Linked DNA regions of Homo sapiens: region 2 is linked to region 1. Evidence: read pairs that join two places in POLR2A ChIA-PET (ENCODE). Cell type or tissue: PC-9. All regions are shown on one strand. Each heading gives the region's core, and the rest is flanking DNA. Links, peaks and the distances in the headings are about the cores only. Region 1 overlaps CALM2 (calmodulin 2). Region 2 overlaps EPCAM-DT (EPCAM divergent transcript).

Region 1 (2,804 bases), core at 143-2,642:
CTTATTCTAGCAAACATTTTAAGTGTTATTAGATTTTTAAATTTCTCGAAAGTTATACATAGTCTTACACTATGCATCTTCCAGTATTTAGCTTTTTGTTAAATCATGTAATAGAAAGGTGATTACTGCTAATTAAACATTGGGAATTTATGCACCTAATGGTGGTGTTAAAAGATACCCATAGCAGAGAATGTAATATAAACAAATACCTCAAAGTCCTTTAATTTTCTTGTAACCTAAATTAGGTGAAAGGTGCAATGTGTCTGAACTCCAATATATGTATTTCTAGATATTTCTACATTCTGTTTAAAAACAGTAAAATTGAAATGTCTTTATCAATTGTGCTATTTGTAGGTGGAGACTCCCTGATCTATTTTTGTCATTAGGTTGATCTAGGTTAGCACTGTATACTATCTTCATAAAATCAATTAGTGTGGTATGAACCTTCTGATTGGTATTAGATGAGTTCCTCTATAAACCAGTAATATTTAAATAAGAAAGAATGCAGTTAGGAGGCAATTGTAATAGCCCTGGCAAAGGACGATGGAGCCTTGAACCAAAATACTGGTTGTAGAGATGGAGGAAAAATCAGGCAGTATTTAAATGATAGAATTCGAGACCTGTTGACAGATTTCAGACTGAAAGAGTTAAAAGTGGCTCTTGGGCTTTTGCTAGTACCTTTAGGGTTGCCTGGGAGTATAGAATTCATTTTCATATGTTTTGCTTGTCATCAGCCAGGGGAGCTATATCCTGTAGACAGCCAGAAATAAAGACATTTATTGAGCGAGATGGGTAGACTAAAGATATCTTCGTTGTAAGTGGGTATAGATGAAGTGGCCAAGGAGTGGAAAAAAAGGATAAAATTGGTCACATCTAGACATAAGAGACAGGAGTAAGAGCCTTTGGCAGTATATGGTAGGAGGAAAATCAAAGTACTGTTACGAAGGCCAAGAAAAATTTTGAGAGTTTTTCCATGCAGTTTTGGATGCTGCAAAAAAATGAGATAGTCTTTATCTTGACATTTATTAAGTATGTATTTGTTGGACATAGTTCTAAGTGTTTGACACATACTAATTTTTTTATGGGGGGTGACCAGGTGAATACCCCTTGTGGGCATGGTATACTGTGTCACCCCACTTACTGGGCACATTTATGTCATTTCACAGAAATGAGGAAGCTGAGGCAGAAAAGGTTTAGTAGCTTGTCCATATTGCATTGCCAGAAGAAGAAACAGAGCTAGGAAATTCTAACCCAGTAGTCAAGTTACAAAGTCTCATTTTAGTTTCTATGCCATATGGCTTCACATTGAAGCATGCTTGATGGATTGGGTGACTGACTAGTAGTCATTGGTAAACTCAGCATTTTCAGGTGATGAGTTGGAGCTGGATGTCATTTTAAAATAGTGGATTGTTTGGAGAGAGGAAATTGGTATGAGTAGTAGTGCCTTCCAAAATTTGGGGAGGGATAAGGGCAAGCATTTAAAATATAACTAAGGTTTCAATTTAGTTTTAGGCTAAGCGATGTGAAGATATTTATGTGGTAATGGGCAAATTAGTGGAAGAATAGTTGAGTCCAGGGAAGAGGTAATACGGAATGAAACTGGAAGGTGTACGCGAATTGGAGTTAGGGATAAGCAGGCAGGGAATAAATTGGCCTTGGACCGTAAAGAAGGTACACCATTTCTTACACATGTGTCACATAAATTTTCAAATGTATGGCTATGTTGGGAAAGCTTAATGGCCCAATGAACTTGGAAACTTTTTGTATTCATTTGCTGATAGGGTCTAATATTTTCTGGGAAATGACTTACTTGGAAAATACTAGCTTTATTATTTACTGATTGGTATAACTTTGCAGTATCAAAGTTAGTCTGTTTTAGTTTCTTTCTTTCTTTTTTTTTTTTTGAGACAAGTCTCACTCTGTTGCCCAAGCTGGAGTGCAGTGGTGTGATCTCGGCTCACTGCAACCTCCGCCTCTCGGGTTCAAGCAGTTCTGCTGCTGCAGCCTCCCCAGTAGCTGGGACTACAGGCGCACGCCGCCACACCCAGCTTGTGTGTGTGTTTGTGTTTTAATAGAGACGGGGGACTACAGGCCCACGCTGCCACACCCAGCGTGTGTGTGTGTGTGTGTGTGTGTGTGTGTGTGTGTGTGTTTTAGTAGAGACGGGGGACTACAGGCACACGCCGCCACACCCAGCTTGTGTGTGTGTGTGTTTTAGTAGAGACGGGGTTTCTTTTCTTTTTCTTCTTTTTTTTTTTTTTTGAGACGGAGTCTCGCTCTGTCGCCCAGGCTGGAGTGCAGTGGCGCAATATCAGCTCACTGCAAGCTCTGCCTCCCAGGTTCACGCCATTCTCCTGCCTCAGCCTCCCGAGTAGCTGGGACTATAGGCGCCCGCCACCACGCCCGGCTAATTTTTTTGTATTTTTAGTAGAGATGGGGTTTCACCGTGTTAGCCAGGATGGTCTCGATCTCCTGACCTCATGATCCACCCGCCTCAGCCTCCCAAAGTGCTGGGATTACAGGCTTGAGCCACCGCGCCCGGCCTGAGACGGGGTTTCACCCTGTTGTTCAGGCTGGTCTGGAACTCACCCTGAGCTCAGGCAGTCTGCCCACCTTGGCCTCCCAAAGTGCTAGGATTACAGGTGTGAGCCACTGCACCTGGCTTGTTTTAGTTTATCTGTAAATGGTGAATGAAGCCAGGTAGTCTGGAGTGTTGCACCAGCAGGAGGTTTCCATGTAATCTAGTGATGTATTAGAAGGAACATATAGCCGGGCACAGTGGCTCATGCCCTGTAATCCCAGCA
Region 2 (2,804 bases), core at 104-2,603, 73 kb before region 1:
CGCAGGGGTCTGGGAGAGAAAGACCAAATGTGCACATGGCATCAGCCCTGCCCCCAGGAGGAGCTGGAGTGGGGTCCTGTGTGTTGACACTCAATGGCTGAGACTTAGATCAGCCATTACTGCAGACAGAGTCGCTTCTTTTTTAACACTGTGGCAGGAACCAAAGCGCAGGTTCATGCAGCTCAAAGGCAGCAGGGGCTGGAGTTCAGGGAATCTGGTTTTTAATGGGGCCCCAGAACAGGTCTGCAGCACTGGCTTCCTGGGAGTTTGAGAGCTGGGAGCCCTCCACCCAGCACCACACCCCTCCTCCCAGCCCCCTCGCCTGCTGCATTGCACCACTGATTTAGTGAAGACATCATCCTCACCCCCTTCTCAGAGCTGCTCGCTGCTCTGTTCTGACAATTACACTAGCTGCTGCAGAGAAGTGCTCATCCCCACCGACATATGGCTTTTTAAAGTGATAAATTGCATTAGCAAATTTCTTATTAGCTCTGCTGTCAGGAGGGATCTCCTGCCATGTTAGCTTGCTGAGGCTGATGCATAACTTCCTGACCGTTAATTACCATGCCAAGGGCTAAAGGGACTCAGCAGCGGGTAGGTGGATAAGTGGAGGTCCTGTTCTCTCTTCCCCTCTCCATGGGAGGTCAGGAAGGCTTGGCTCAATGGCCCTTAAACTGTCTTTGGTCTGGTTCTGCAGTGAGCTCTAGCCTTTAGGCTCCTGATCTTCGTGGGTAGGGCACAGGATACTCAGATACCATCTGGGCTGCTTGGGGTTGGGTTTTCCCTCAGGTCCTTCAGGACTTGGCAGCTTGAATCTGCACAGCATCTCTTTTGGAGCTGGATGTTCAAGACAAACCCTGGACTGGGTCCTAGAAAGGTGCTCTAGCCTCTCTTTGGGGGTTCAAGGCCAGTGATCCTCCTCATTCCTCCTCTTCTCATGCCAAACAGCTTGAAGAGCCTCCTCCCCGAAGGTGACATCATGTCTCTTGCTTAGGTCTTTTCTTGGTGGCTCTCCAAGGAACTGCATATTCAGGATGTTCAATCCCAACTTCCATGGACTCAGGCTCTCCTTTTATACAAGAAATTGCATAAAACTCAAAGTCACTGGGGAGCAAAAATGAAAAGAGAAACATTTTAATTTCTTGTTTTACCTACTACACAAAATGAGTAACCATTTTGAGGGTCTCTGACTTCTTTGAGAATCAGACAAAAAAAATTGATCCTCATCCCCAGTAAAAATGCACATACAAATTTGTGCATTCAGTTTCAGAGTCTTTCCAGTCTCTCTGCAGCCCATTTATGAATCCACGTTTTATAGGTGCCCTTTCCAACACCCTCTGACTGCCCCCCCTCCCCCGACCCCAACCCCCACCTCAAGCAGCTGATCCCTGGGAACTGACCATATCAGCGGCCTCCTGCCACAAGAAATGAGTTAGTCTGAAGCAGCAGAACCAGCTCCCCAGGGCAACCCAGGGCACAGTTTGGGTGAAGTCCACTAGAGGCAATTGCATTATTTCTTGAGTTACATTAGACATGGTGAGACAGAAATGTGCTCAGCGTGGCAATGACTTTGTGGCCAGGTCTACATTAACTACTCATTCTGAGAAACCAGTTCTTGTGGCTGGGAGGCTCCTGTAGTAGCATTTTCTTGTCCTGGTGTGCTCCTGCTGAGAAGGGAGGTGAGGGAGGAGGAGGAGGAGACTGCAGCAGAAAAAGAAAAGATTCTGAAATGGGTGCGGGGGAGGGTATGTGTGTGTGGAGAAAGGCAGAGAGAGGGGGTGGGGACGAGAACTGAATTCTTCATTATTCAGCCTAAGGATGCTTTAGATGGAATCTGAAAAATTTGTGAGGATGAATTTGCACTCTTTAAAACACGTGGCCTCAAGTTCTGTCTCATCTTGAGCTTTGGCTAGGAGTGATGCTCTGCTCTGTAAAATCAGAAAAACACTCTCCTTTCTTGTCACTTCTAGGCTAGGGTATAAGAAATGCCCAAAGGAGGATGGAAAAGTGGAAGGAGGTTCTCTAAGTGAATGAGGTGGTCACAAAGTTATTCGCTATCACCCCAAATTGTTTCCATGACTCCCTGGCGGAAGCAAGAGAGAACTACTGCAATAAGACCAGGCCCAGCACGGGTTTTTTGGAGGGATGGAAGGCGCTGATAACCAGCCCAACACAAATTGCCTCTTTCTCTGAACTTCGGGAGCGTGTGTTGCCTTTGGCTTAGGTCCCAGCGCAGCCTCTGCACTACAGCCCAACCAGGGCCTGTCCTCATCAGCCCCCTCTCCCTCCTACCTCCAGGTTGGTGCAGTCATGAAGAAGCTGGGCTCTTGCTGCAATCCTAGCCTAGCATTTCCCTGCCACGTTTCCCAAGTGTCCTTCCAGGACTGACCTGCTTGCCATCCCCTGTAGGCTCCAGCCCATTTGCTCCAGTCCTGATGTTTGGCTCATTTTTTTTTTTTTTAATACAGACAAGGTCTCATTTTGTTGCCCATGCTGGTCTCGAACTCCTGGGCTCAAGCAATTCTCTTGTGCCGGCCTCCCAACATGCTGGGATTATAGGCGTGGGCCACTGTTCCCGGCCCCAGCTCATTTTTGAGGAGGGGAGTACTTGGACTTTCTAGGTCTCTGCCTCAGCCCTTTTTGTTTCTCCAGCTCCCATGGTCCAGAGGCTGGGGCATGAGAAACCACCTTGCCAGCACCCGACCTACTCCTACTTCATTCTCAGGACAAACAGCAATCTAGCCACTGATGGGGAAAATAGCAGAGATGTTAAAAGGGCTCAAGATTCTGTGACTCAGATGACT

What was found. ChIA-PET counts read pairs that join two places held together with the same protein. Peaks named below come from ENCODE experiments on the same cell type or tissue, not always from the same donor. Only the 100,000 strongest peaks of a DNase experiment are listed, where the experiment ranks them.
Region 2: POLR2A ChIA-PET joins it to region 1 with 10 read pairs; 19 of 35 experiments call an interaction of 5 or more read pairs at or near these places.

The regions. Positions count from the first base shown.
Region 1 is chr2:47,163,696-47,166,499 of GRCh38, reverse strand. All of the region lies in intron 2 of CALM2 (calmodulin 2), which reads left to right. Among named protein-coding and RNA genes, the nearest start is that of STPG4, 9.8 kb to the right of the region's middle. In PC-9, for the core only: no CTCF peak of the experiment used is centred there; no DNase peak of the experiment used is centred there; H3K27ac peaks cover 643 bases.
Region 2 is chr2:47,237,033-47,239,836 of GRCh38, reverse strand. The region is part of intron 3 of EPCAM-DT (EPCAM divergent transcript); the gene reads left to right. It overlaps LOC124907763 (a long non-coding RNA gene), which reads right to left. Exons shown (of 2, transcript XR_007086311.1): 2 at 1-1,104. Among named protein-coding and RNA genes, the nearest start is that of CALM2, 62 kb to the right of the region's middle. RefSeq lists an enhancer at 420-1,174. In PC-9, for the core only: no CTCF peak of the experiment used is centred there; a DNase peak (open chromatin) is centred at 1,566.